Regions from separate parts of the Homo sapiens genome. Here region 2 is linked to region 1. The links are chromatin loops, found by intact Hi-C in ENCODE. Cell type or tissue: OCI-LY7. All regions are shown on one strand. Links, peaks and the distances in the headings refer to the core of each region. The heading gives the core; the rest is flanking DNA.

The links. Hi-C counts contacts between places; a loop is a spot of excess contacts. Peaks named below come from ENCODE experiments on the same cell type or tissue, not always from the same donor. Only the 100,000 strongest peaks of a DNase experiment are listed, where the experiment ranks them.
Region 2: a loop joins it to region 1, with 8 times the contacts of the local background. A loop is called at or near these places in 8 of 110 quality-filtered maps.

What each region holds. Positions count from the first base shown.
Region 1 is chr17:42,022,997-42,029,976 of GRCh38, forward strand. It overlaps NKIRAS2 (NFKB inhibitor interacting Ras like 2), which reads left to right. Exons shown (of 4, transcript NM_017595.6): 4 at 658-2,645. The coding sequence ends at 897. It overlaps ZNF385C (zinc finger protein 385C), which reads right to left. Exons shown (of 9, transcript NM_001392013.1): 6 at 5,787-6,077; 7 at 5,054-5,250; 8 at 4,622-4,732; 9 at 2,580-4,137. The coding sequence ends at 3,901. Among named protein-coding and RNA genes, the nearest start is that of NKIRAS2, 6.4 kb to the left of the region's middle. RefSeq lists enhancers at 1,941-1,990, 5,761-6,549. In OCI-LY7, for the core only: CTCF peaks have their summits at 2,075 (motif pointing right) and 2,278; a DNase peak (open chromatin) is centred at 2,095; H3K4me3 peaks cover 442 bases; H3K27ac peaks cover 1,079 bases.
Region 2 is chr17:42,178,163-42,184,151 of GRCh38, forward strand. It overlaps KCNH4 (potassium voltage-gated channel subfamily H member 4), which reads right to left and starts at 2,980. Exons shown (of 17, transcript NM_012285.3): 1 at 2,708-2,980; 2 at 631-864; 3 at 169-315; 4 at 1-65. The coding sequence starts at 2,783. HCRT (hypocretin neuropeptide precursor) reads right to left here. Exons shown (of 2, transcript NM_001524.1): 2 at 5,898-5,989. RefSeq lists enhancers at 221-722, 1,373-1,940, 5,504-5,563 and silencers at 2,890-3,129, 3,136-3,411. In OCI-LY7, for the core only: CTCF peaks have their summits at 3,348 (motif pointing left) and 3,547; a DNase peak (open chromatin) is centred at 3,279; H3K4me3 peaks cover 1,308 bases.

The sequences.
Region 1 (6,980 bases), core at 104-5,103:
GTTTGTTTGTTTGTTTGTTTGTTTGAGACAGGGTCTCACTCTGCCACCCAGGCTGGAGTGCAGTGGCATGATCACAGCTCACTGCAGCCTCAACCTCCCAAGGCTTAGGTGGTCCTCCTGCCTCAGCCCCCTGCTAAGACTACAGGTGCATGCCACCACACCTGGCTAAGTTTTGTATTTTTAGTAGAGATGGGGTTTTGTCATGTTGCTCAGGCTGGTCTCAAACTCCTGGACTCAAGCAGTCCACCTGCCTCAGCCTCCCAAAGTGTTGGGATTACAGGCGTAAGCCACTGCATCTGGCCACGAAGGCCCTTCTGTTCTCCAGAATCCCACAGTAAGCTGCAGGGTTCTGGGAGTGCTTCCTCACCTGTTGTTGAGCCAGAAACTGACTGCTAATAATGAGCATGTATGGGCAATACAGAGCTGGTGATAGAACTCCTAAAAGGAGGGCTAGATGGAGGCCAGAATTTGAACAGAGGAAAGAGAAAAAAAGCAACCATCTCCTTCCCCACAATGAGTGGTATGGAATCTAGAAAGAGATGAGATATCAGCCATTGAGCTTTCCTCTCATAGAACTCCTAGGTGGTTGCCAGCCCCCATGTCCATTCCTGGTTCTATGGTACATTCACAGGCCTATGCTCTGTCCCTCTTCCCCAGGTCACCATCGTGGTCCTTGGCAACAAGTGTGACTTACAGGAGCAGCGGCGTGTAGACCCAGATGTGGCTCAGCACTGGGCCAAGTCAGAGAAGGTGAAGCTGTGGGAGGTGTCAGTGGCGGACCGGCGCTCCCTCCTGGAGCCCTTTGTCTACTTGGCCAGCAAGATGACGCAACCCCAGAGCAAGTCTGCCTTCCCCCTCAGCCGGAAGAACAAGGGCAGCGGCTCCTTGGATGGCTGAAGAGCTGCCGTTCCTCTTTCACGATCCCAGCCCCATTTCAGTGTCTGGGGCTCTGGTAGATGTGTTGAGGGCAAAGTAGAGGACAAGCTGTCTTTCCCAGTCAGCCAGGGAGCTCCCCGCCAGGCCACGCCCCAGCCACTTTGCTCCCTCTCACCTCTGGGAAGTGCAAATACTCTTGGTTGACATCCCCTTCCTCAGCCCTCCCAGCCTACTCCCCATCCCAGCTTTTAGAGGATCTGCTCCACTGTCTCCTGGGGCAGTTGTGGGTCACTGTCCCTTCCAGCTGCCCCAGACAGGAAGCAGAGTCACCACGCAGCAGTGTCCCTTCTTGGGTCTGAGTTCCTATTATAGGTAGGGGCCCCACCCTCTGGGCTTCCCATCAGCGACACACACACACTTATGGCACCAGCCTGGACTCCAGAAAAAGGGTGTCCAGGTATTGTGTGTATGCATTTAGTTGTGCACACACAAATATGCTCCTATACTGGCATTAGGCGTCTCCTCATCCCTCACCCTGACCTTTCTCCTGTCCTTTTCTTGGCTGGAAGAAGTTGGCCTCCTGGGAGTGTAGTTTTCTGTTTTAAATCCCCCACCCCTGGCTGGGCTCAGTGGCTCACCCCTGTAATCCCAGCACTTTGGGAGGCCAAGGCGGGTCGATTACTTGAGGTCAGGAGTTCACGACCAGCCTGGCCAACATTGTGAAACCCCATCTCTGCCAAAAATACAAAAGTTAGCCGGGCGTAGTGGCACATGCCTGTAATCCCAGCTACCCGGGGAGGCTGAGGCAGGAGAATTGCTTGAACTCAGAAGGCGGAGGCTGCAGTGAGCCGAGATCGTGCCACTGCACTCCAGCCTGGTCAACAGAGCAAGACTCCATCTCGAAGAAAAAAAAAAAAAATTCCCCACCCCTACCAATTGTTTTACTTCCTCTTCCTGCTCAGGGAGCAGATGGGCCTCACTGGTTGAGATGGAATAGAATAACTGGGCTATGAGTCACCAGCCCACTTTGTGACCCAGCAAGACCTTTCCCCTCTCTGGGCATCAGTTTCTCATCTGTAAGATGACCAGAGTTGCTTAGATGATCTCCTAGATCCTTTCCAGTTCTCTTGATTTCGTAAAGCCAATGGCTTCTCCCTCTTTAAGGTGCTATGCCAACCAGCCCTGGAGGCTGGGATCTGCCGCTCCCTCCAGCCACCAGGGGGCAGGAGTGCACTACCTGCTGTCAGTCACCAGAGTGGCCGCTCAGTGCCCAGCCCGCCAGCCTCGCTCTTGGAGGCTGCTCTTTATCCTGCCTGTGGTTTTCAGCTCAGAGCTGGACTTCTATTTATAAGTTACCTGTATTTATATTTATATGCCCGCTCTCATGGTGAAGGCTGGACAAGGTGCTCCTCTGGCCCCTCCTTCTTACCTCAGATGCCTGAACAGAACAAGGCAAACCCGTAGCAGCCTCTCAGGAGCTGACAGGTCCTCTTTCGGGGCTCAGGAGGGTGGGCACACACCCAGCGGCCTGCAGAGTAAGCTTATTACCCACAACTGTGCCCGCTTTGTGCTTCTAAGGTGCACACCTAGCCTAGGTGAGACACTGCAGCCAGGCAACCACCGACACACGCCCCTTCTCAAAGCCAGAGGTGAGTGGGGCAGGTGCCCGGGGCTGGGTGAGTGGAATTAGGACACACACAGGCTTGGGCTTCAAGTTCATTTATTGATGCATTGGTTGGACACAATAAAACCACAATTGTTATCAAAAAGTTTCCCTCCCCTCCCCCTTTTTCTGGTTCTCCCATTGGAAATGTCTTTAAAAAACAAAAAAAAGATACAGGGGGATACTGGCAGGGTCCCATATTGTGGGGTGGGGAGGGGGCAGTGCTGCAGTGGAAAGGAGTTTGTGACATTGACATTGACAGCATGAAAATGGGTCTTGCCAGTGCATGTGAGACTGCCTCCCAACACTCAGCTTCACAGTGGCAGGGGCTGGTTGGGAGAAGGGAAAGCTGAATTTAGTGCTAGGACCAGTTTGGAGTGGGAAGCTGTAGGGGAAAGCTCTTCCTTTGGGAGCTCTGCGGGGGGTTCGGTGTTAGCTGAGTCCATAGTCTGAGGGAGACCCACACCCGCCCTCCAAGAGTTGGGGTTCAGGAAGTCAGAGAAAGGCTAAGAAGAAGAGCTTCTGAGGGATGAGTTACTCCCTCAATATTAAGACTGGGCTTATCAGCAAGTATCACTTGAACCAGGGAGGCAGAGGCTGCATGCAGTGAGCCAAGATTGCACCACTGCACTCTAACCTGGGCAACAGAATGATACTCTCAGACAGAAAAAAAGACTGGGCCCATGAATGCCCAGAAGACTTAAGATTAAAACAAAACCCTGGGCCCAACCAGAACATCACCTCCTCTCTTAGTCCCACCCCTTCAGAGCAGATGAAGCCCCCAAAAGCTTTCAGAACCAGCCCCACTACCTCCTTGGCTCTGCCCCACCTTAGCACTGCTGATCGAAGGACTTTTGGGTCCCCCTTTCTCCTCCATGGTCCTCTGTCACACTCCCATGGTCACCTTGTCCTGACAGCCTTGAGCCTGCTGCAGCTAGAGACCCCATCCCTATCTCCAGTGAAGCCCCAAAGCCTAGGAATAGAGGTCAGAGAGTCGTCCCCTGGCTAGGAGAGGATGGCTTGTAGAAGCTAAGATTCCTAGAGTCTGGCCATGTGGGTCTTGGGTGGAGGAAAGTGAGAGCACCACATGGCTGGGGCTGAGATTTTGCATAGATCTTTGGGGTCTGTCAGGGTGGGAAATGCAGGCAAGCCTAGGATTAACCCTGGAAGGCCTGCGAAAGGAGGGTGGGGACAGTCCTTGGAAGGCAGCTGCCCTTAAAACTAGCCCAGCTCTTTCTGGATCGGGCAGGACCCCTGAAGCTGTTCACAGTCCCTGTGGCATGTAGGAAACCAAGGTGTCTCAGGACAGGAGGAGACAAGGAGTGGCTATTGGGAAATCAGCTCTGGCCTCCCCATGAGGGCTAATAAGGGGCAAGGACGATAGGTCCTGTGGCAGGGCGGACAGCTCCTGCTGGGGTGCGAAACAGAGCTGGGCCCAGGATGGGAGCCGGGAAGAGGGTAGTGGCTGCTGTAGGGGCAGGGCGGAGGGCCAGGGGCCCTGGCAGAGCACAGATGGCAGTGGCTGCGGTGGGGAGCGGGCTGGGCAGGAAGCGGGCTGCCAACGTCTTGGTGAGTTGCTTCTGCAAGGCCAGTTTAGACTACACGGAAAAGAAAGGAATGGACACAGTCTCCACCCCAGAAAACCCCACCCCCTCCCTGGGGCCCATCCTCAAGCTTTTTGCTGCAGGGAAAGCGTGCCTTTTAGAGTTCCAAACCTAAATCCTCCTCCCTTCCCACCCCCAAACATTCATTCCGAAGGGCTTTCTCCACCACCTGTCTTCCTGTCCAGAGGGAGGAAAGTCTCAGCATGGGAGAAGGGAGGAGGATTTACGGGATAGAGATGGTCTCTAGGAGATGCACGCCCACCCCTCACTCTTGCCCCTAAGATGACTATCCCAACCCACCTCCCCGGAAATTCCTCTGCGCAGATCCCAGTTCCCAGGCCTAGCTCTGTCACTGCCCAGCAGCCTCATTGCAGGGTGGCCTCTTTTCCTGCCCCACCGCAGCCCCCCCATCTGGCCCTCCCAGCCCACCCTCTCCCCTCCTGACCCAGTCCCAGCTCTGTTGCCTGGAGACAGATACCTTGAGGATACTCACAGCCAGCGCTGCGTGCTTCTGCAGCTTGCTGTGCTGGCTGGAGGGCTTGGGGGTCTTCCCGGCCAGGCGGTCTTTGTGCCTCCTGCTGCTCATGTGCTAATGGACAGACAGACAGACTGGGAACAAGATGACAAAGCCCAAGGACCCCAAGACCATCATCCTCGACTCTTCCCCTTCCTCTATCCACAGCTCATACATCCAAAGCACACAGACTGGGTCCTCACCCTGGGGTAGGCCCTGGGAAGGGGAGGTGAGTCTTGGCCTTTGCCCTTAATTGGCCCACTGGCCTGCTGGCCTCGCTTCTCCAGCCTGCTCTGCTGTGCCCTGCCTGCTCTCTTCAGGGTCCCTCCCTCTGCTGCCCTGCCCCCCAACCCCCTCCCCTGGCTCCAACCCCAGTCACAGCCTCACTTCTCCCACCTGCTTCAGTTGGGTCTCTGAATTGACCTGGAGCTGACAGAGAGCACAGTGGAAGGCAGGGCTGGGCCCCTGCCGGCCGCCCCGGCCCCCTGTGACTCTCTTGGCTTTGTGTCCGGCACCTCCCCTGGACACCGGGCGGCCCCGGCTCCTCCGGGGAGCCCCTCGCTGACCTTCCATCATCCACCGGTGCTTGGCTCCTGGAGAGGGAAGAAGGCAGTCTCTCAGCAGCAGGAAGGGGTTGCAGGGGCCACAGAGACCCCCTCCACACTCATGCAATTTGGCTCTCCCTGTAAGCCTCACGGCTGCTCTGTGCACACATCGCCCTCCAGCCACACGTGGTTTCCCCTCCCAGCTTCTGTCCTTTCATGCCAGCCCCTCCTATGAAAGGCCTTTCTGCACTACAAATAGCTGCCTTCCCCTTTGCTTTGATCTCAGTCCTTTCCTTCTGGGTGTAATCTAAGGAGAGAGGCAGATGTCTCCTGTCTCCTGTGGAGTGACCCTTCAGAGATTTAGCGACCTTCAGTTCTTGCTGCCTCAGACTTCTCTTCCCAATTCTCCTTCCCCAAGGAGTAATGGGAGGACCCAGAAACGTCCGTTCAGTAACACACAAGCACAAAGCCTCCGCCATCCAACCCTTGAGCGAAGCACCCAGGAACTCAAGCCTGCCCTCATCTGGCGAGGCTTAGCTTCTGTCCCACCCTTTCCCTGGGCTCCAGCTCCTGGGACTACTGACCTGTGTTGTGAGCCTGAAGCTGGGAGGCCGAGTTCACTGTCACCTTACACGTGGGGCAGTAGAGGTGCCCCTTCTCACTCCTGCCTTCCCCACTCATGCTGCTTCCCACGGCAGCTGCCGCTGGCTCAGGCCCCGGTGCCTCTCTCCCAGGCTCTGGGGAGCAAGGTGGGCAGGAGGAAGAAGAGGATGAGGAGGCAGCATCCAAGAGCTCTGAGTGGGCTGGCTCCCTGCATGTAGGGTCTGGAGTTGGTGGTGGCTGGAGTGGAGGCCCAAGAGGAGGGGCTGCAGGAACTGCTGCAGAGATGGAAGAGTGTGAGACCCAAGATGACGCTGCAGACCACGATCTTCAGCTCTGACCATGGAGGTGGCCTGGAGGGCCCCTGGTGGATGACCAGCACTGAATTCCAGGCCCCACTTTTCTACCAACTCACTGGGCAGACTTGGGCCTCAGTTTCCCCATCTGAAATCATTAAGTTGGACACAGTGGTCTCAGAAAGCCCTCACAGCCCTCATATCCTTATTTGCTAACTTAAACAGAGATCACCAAAAAAGATGTACTAGAATGTTCAGAGAACACTATTCATAATATCATAAAACTGAAACTACCCACATGTCCACCAACAGGAGAGCAGATTTTTAAAAAACAATGGTGCGGGCTGGATACGGTGGCTCATGTCTGTAATCCGAGCACTTTGGGAGGCCGAGGCAGGTGGATCACCTAAGGTCAGGAGTTCGAGACTGGCCTGGCCAACATGGTGAAACCCTATCTCTACTAAAAATACAGAATTAGGCGTGGTGGCACATGCCTATAATCCCAGCTACTCGGGAGGCTGAGGCAGGAGAATCGCTTGAACCTGCAAGGTGGAGGTTACAGTGAACTGAGATCACACCACTGCACTCCAGCCTGGGCGACAGAGTGAAACGCCATCTCAAAAACAAACAAACAAACAAAAAAAACACAGTGGTATGGGCCAGACGCAGTGGCTCACGCCTGTGATCCCAACACTTTGGGAGGCCAAGGTTAGCAGATCACTTGAGTCCAGGACTTCGAGACCAGACTGGGTGACACAGCGAAACACCATCTGTACTAAAAATACAAAAATTAGCCAGGCATGGTGGCACATGCCTATAGTTCCAACTACTTGGGAGGCTGAGGCAGGAGAATCGCTTGAGAGCCAGGGAGGTGGATGAGCC
Region 2 (5,989 bases), core at 990-5,989, 160 kb after region 1:
AGTACGGCTCCGTCTTCTGGCAGACCGAAATTTCCAGGTGGCTCCCCTTCTACCAAGGGAGTTTTCTGTTGGGAAGAAAGGTGCAGAGATACGTTGGGGCACATCCCTTGCGGCTGGTTAGGCGAAGGCTTCTGACCATTCACACTGCCCGTCCGGACTTGCTGTTACCGTGATTACTGTCCCCGCGGCCTCCTTGGGGGCCAAGTCCTGGGCTTCCACTCTGAGTGATATCCTTGAAGGAAAAGAGGAACAGCACGACCTCCCCCATCTCATTCTTGATGGGCATCATGTCCAGGAGGCACCAAAAGGCTGAGCCTGTAGGCATGGAGAGAGGGAAGGGAGGAGCATGGGCAGCCCCATGGCATGCCTTTCTCCTCATCCCTCTCATCCTCCTAGACATAGTTAAGAGCTTGGCAAAGCAAGAACCAAAAGGAACCTCAGAGATTCTGTCAGCCGATTCCTTCATCTTTCAAATGGGGGAACCCAGGACCAGAGAGGTCAGGGATACGCTCCGTCACAGTCAGCTTTTGGCAGTGTGGGGACAAGCACTCAGACTCCTACTGTGCCCAGTGCCCTCTGGATAAGGCTAGGGGTCTAGGCAGAGCTGCAGGGTGGGGTGAGCCCCCTCACCATCCTTGCGGTAGAAGCAGATTTCAGCCCGGTGCTCCTGGTGGCCCTCCAGGGCTTTGTGCAGACGCTGCAGGGCTGGCTCACTGGTCTCTGGGCCGTAGAGGAAACGGCAGCTGCAGGTCTTCTGCATGACCTCGGTGCGACCGTAGCCTGTGAGCTCGCAGAAGCCGTCGGAGCAGTAGACGATGGGAAAGCCCCGTGTGCCCTGTGCGTTGGCCAGCAGGAAGTTGCTGTCTGTGGGAAGAAGAGGTCAAGGTCAGGTCAAGGCTGGGAGGCGAGCTAGCTTCCAGGTGGGCAGCACTTCCTCTAAGTTGGGGTTAGAAGTCACAGAGCCAGAAGCTTCCCAGGTTTCCATGTTGCTCCTGACCCCACTTTGGGATATTCTGAATTGAGAATTGGAGAAGTTGGAGCAAAGAGACAAGGACTTGAGACAGGACTTAAGCAGGGTCTAACGGGGAGTTGGAGAAGGACCCCAGGAGGTCATGCCATCCATCCCCCTGCCTTCCAACTGGTGAGCTGTCACTGTAGAAGGCAGTATAGCATGGTGAGTAAGAGCCTGGGCTCCTGCAACCCTCCACTGCCACTTACTAACTGTGTGACCTTGGGCAAGTTGATGACCTCTTCTGTGCCTAAGCTTTCCTTATTTGCAAAGTAGGGCATAATAGGCCTTCCTCACATGGTCGTTGTGAGAGTTACATGAGTTAACTTGGGGAGAACAAGTCCTAGCACATGGTAAGTGCTACTCTGAGAAGGTGAAATTTTTTCCCCACATTCACTTGGCTTTCTTCCTATTACAGAGTAAGCAGGGCAGAGATTCTGATGACACCACACCCATTTATTGATAGGAAACCAAAAGGCAGAGATTATCCAAACTCACAGATCTCCTTAGTGTGGGGGCAGACAGTGATGAGTGCTGTCTTCCTTCCCTGCCTTCCAGAGAAGGTCCACTTTTTAGCATTCTTGTAGCTGCTTTCAGGGGATCTGCCCCACTGCTCAAAGTCTAATGGGAGAGGGCATTGAGCGTATAGCTCCAGCAACCCCCAGCAGCAGAACCCGAGCTGTCTCCCTCCAGCTCCAATGGGTGGGAGGCCAGGGGGACTCCTGTGGGCCATCCAGGGACAGAGACTCAGCTAAGAGATGGGGCCTGTGACACAACCAGTCCTGGTGCTCTAGGAGGGATGACTGTCTGGGGGCAGGGAGGCTGATGGGGACACTGAAGGTGCCTGGGAGGCACTGGGCTCTGGGCACAGCCTCCTTCTTCCATCCCAGGGCCTGTTGCCCCGGTGATGGGCGCTATGGAAACAAGGTGGTGGGGAAGAGGGTAGGGCCCGGCGGCTCAGTTTCCGCCCTCGGGTACCGCTCCCCCACCATCCAGATCCCGGCCAGGGTTCCCGAGGGAATGGCGGGGTTGGGGGAGGTGAGGGCGGGGAATCTCTGGGTTCCAGAGTGGGAAGAGGGAATGGCGGGAGAAGAGGCGGGGGAGGAGTGATGTGGCTGTCCAAGGTGCTGAACCTGAAACCCAAGCTACGTTGGGCGAGCTGGGAGTTCCCACCGTCGCACAGACCGCTCCCCTCCTCCTGCCTCACCCACCTTAGACACTGACGCCCCACGATTTGGGGGCGCGCGACCTCAATCCAAACTAGGTCCTGCTGAAGTCTGATCTTTTCTCCTTTTTTTCTGGAGGTAGTGGGAGCTGGAGTCTGTGAGTAGACCCCAGAATGCCCGGCCACTTTGCCCCACTTCTGTGTCTCGGATACCCCCATACACGCCCCCAGCACAGCTCTGCCCGAGAGTGGGCGGCTCCGAAGGACCCTCCTCCGCTCTGCCGCACAAAGAGCCTCTTCTGCCTCGAGTCACACCCCCTAACCTTGGCCCCCGTGCTCTCGGCCCTTTCCCCTCCTCCCCTCGCAGGGCACTCCCCGCCCTGTTCCTGCACCGCGGCTTTGGGAGTTCCTAGACCCGCACCTCCATTCTCTCCCCTCGCCTCGGGTCTCACCATGTCCAGGAGATCCGAGACGGCCCCGAGGATACTTGCCCCCCAGCTCGAACCTCAAGCCCCGACCTCCGTCCCACTCACGCGTTCCGTCAAAACGGGTGGCGATGGTGTCCAGGAAGGTGTTTTGCGGGGCCAGCAACCCCTTCATGACCGGCATGGCCCCGGGGCGTGGGTTCAAGGCGCGGCGCTGGGGAGCTTTCAGCGCGGCCGGGCCGGAGGGGGCGCGCTGTCGGAGGGGCCGGGGCGCCCCATGCGCCCTCCTGCCTCCTCCCCTCCCTCTTACTGCCGCTGCCGCTGCCGCTGCCTCTGCTCCGAACCCCGTAGCTCTCGGCTCGGCTCAGCGCCGTTTCGGTCCCCCCCACCTCCCCACGGGCCAGGTTCTTCCCCTCGGGCTCGGCCCGCACCCGCCACGTGGCCCCACACGGGGAGGGGCCGCTAGCGACACCCGCACCCCTCTGGGCAGCCCTCCTCCCAGAGGGGAGCGGCCCACGCGTGTCTCTCGGGGAGAGAATTCGGGGCACGCCCACCGGGAGGGGAGGCCTGAAATGATGGGCGGGGCTTGAATAACAGACCCGCCCTCTTCCAGGCTGGCCACGCCTCCACACGTGGTTCCCTGGCTGCTCCTTGTGGCTCCACCTCGCGGGTTTTCCCGCGCGGCGTCCACGCTGGGCTGGTGTCTGGTTCACAGTGCCGCCTACTGGAGTTGACATATTTCGCAGCACCCACAGGCCAGTAGCTCCAGCGTGAGACAGCAAGGGTTAAGAGGCTAGTTTGCTGGTAGAGAATGGACAATGGGAAGGCTTGAAACCCCAACTCTAGAAAGCACCATTCTTACCTCCTGCCTCAGTTTTCCCAAGACACCCTGGCGAACTCTGCCTACTGAGACACAGCATGGTGGAATGAAAAGAGCTTTGGAGTCCACCAGGTAGAGTCCCAGCTCTAGACACCAATCGTGTGATATCCTCTCCAAGCCCACTTTCCTCATCTGTAAAATGGAGCTGATAATTCTTACCTGATGCAGTTACCGTGAGAATGTAATACCATAATGCATGTCTTTGGTACAAAATAAGTGTCTTGAAGGGCAGTTGCCTGCCTGTTTTCCCTCTTCCTACTGTCTTAATCCTCCTCTCTGCTGCCCTTCAAGTGGAAGAGAGGCTGGAGGCAAGTTTGGGAGAAACTACCTCTGAAAAAGATAGTTTCGAGGTGGGCAGAGTCATGGCTTGCAAATCTCCAAGGATGCACATGTGAACTTTGACCTCTAACTTCTCCAAGATGGAACCAGTACAGCAGCAAGAGGGACCAAAGTGAGACTAGACACAGGACTTTCTCACTACCTATGCAGAAAATTGAGGCAGCTGAGTTCTGTGGCTGAGGGTGGCTGCTTCCCACGACAAAACAGCTGAAGCAGTGAAAGTGGGAACCCTATGGGCAAGGAGGGCAGGCTAAATTCTCCCCACCCTCTGAGCTAGGTATTATCTGGGATGTTAGATTGCTAAGAAGTGCCACATTTTTCTGTGTCTCTACTTTTGTTGTTGTTGTTGTTCTTGTTGTTCTTGTTCTTGTTGTTTTTGAGACGGAGTCTTGCTCTGTTGCCCAGGCTGGAGTGCAGTGGCATGACCTCAGCTCACTGCAACCTCTGCCTCCTGGGTTCAAGCAATTCTCCCGCCTCAGCCTCCTTAGTAGCTGGGATCACAGGCGTGCATTACAATGCCCGGCTAATTTTTGTATTTTTAGTAGAGATGGGGTTTCGCCATGTTTGCCAGGCTGGTCTTGAACTCCTGACCTCAAGTGATCCGCCCGCCTCAGCCTCCCAAAGTGCTGGGATTACAGGCATGAGCCACGGAGCCTAGCCTGTGTCTCTACTTTTGGATGTTATATTAGTTTCCTAGGACTGCCATAACAAAGTACCACAAAGTGAGTGGCTCAAACAACAGAAACCTATTGTCTCACAGTTCTGGATGCTAGAAGTCCAAGCAAGGTCAGGTGAAGAGCGTTGGTTCCTTCTGAAGGCTATGAGGGAGAATCTGTTGCATGCCTCTCCCCTATCTTCTGGGGGTGGGGGTGCTGGCAATTTTTGGTGTTCCTTGGCTTGTAGGAGCCAATCTCTACCTTCATGTTCACATGGGTTCTCCCTGTGTGTGTTTCTGTGTTCCAATTCCCTTTTTTATAAGGACGCCAGTCACAGTGGATTAGAGGCCCACCCTACTCTAGTATGACCTCATCTTAACTAATTGCATCTGGAAGGACCTTATTTCCAAATACAGCCACATTCTGAAGTGCCACGGGTACGGACTTCAACATATGGATTTTGGGAACACCAGTAACAGGTGTCTTTGGCTGGAGTTGCAGTAAAATCTTGTACTGCCCCTGCTTAAGAATGTCCCATGACTCTGTTACCTACAAGATAAAGTGCAAAGCCCGATGATTTGTGAGAGCCTTTGCGAGCTGTGCTGCACTGACTGTAACTGTGTCCCTTCCTGAGCCTCTCCACTCCCCACACCCTATACCCCATGATGCAGCCATTCTGGATGACTCATTGTTGAAGTTCAAATTCCCTGCCTTTTCAGCAGGATTGACTCCCACCCCTTCCTAGCTGGATTCTGCTGCTCTATGCAGCTTGCCTGCCTTCCTTCCTTCCTTCCTTCCTTCCTTCCTTCCTTCCTTCCTTCCTTTCTTTCCTTTCTTTCTTTTCTTTTTTCTTTTTCTTTCTTTTTTTTTTTTTTTTGACAGTGCCTCCTTCTGTTGCCCAGGCTGGAGTGCAGTGGCCCAATTATGGCTCAAACTCAAACTCCTGGGCTCAAGCAATCCTCTCGCCCACCATACCCCGCTAATTAAAAAAACTTTTTGGAGAGATGTCTCACTCACTATGTTGCCTAGGCTCGTCTCGAACTCCTTGCTTCAAGGGATCCTCCTGCTTTGGCCTCCCAAAGTGCTGGGATTACAGGCGTGAGCACCGCGCCCGACCGCTGCAACCTTTCTTGCTTTCCTTCCCCTTCCGCGTCTCTGGGTAAAGTCCCCGCTACAGAATGCCTAGCAGAGCATCGTAGGAGTCCCGCATGGCCCGATCCAAGCATGCACCTGTGCAGTTCTCTCTGTGCCCCAGGGCCTTGCACTGGGAACTCCCCAACCAAGAGTGTTTCCGATTCAACCACGCAAAAGCTAAGGCTGGTGCCCGACAGCCGGGCTTCCAGGCCCAGCTGTCCTCCGCAAGACGCTTTGCCACCCCGGATGGGCAGGACGCGACCGCACAGGAACAGAGACCAGTCACACGAATGGAGACTCGTCTTTATTGCCTTTTTTCTGGGGGCTGACGCTGGGTGGGCAGAGGGCAGAGGCCTGGGCCAGGACAGGGCCCGAAGAACG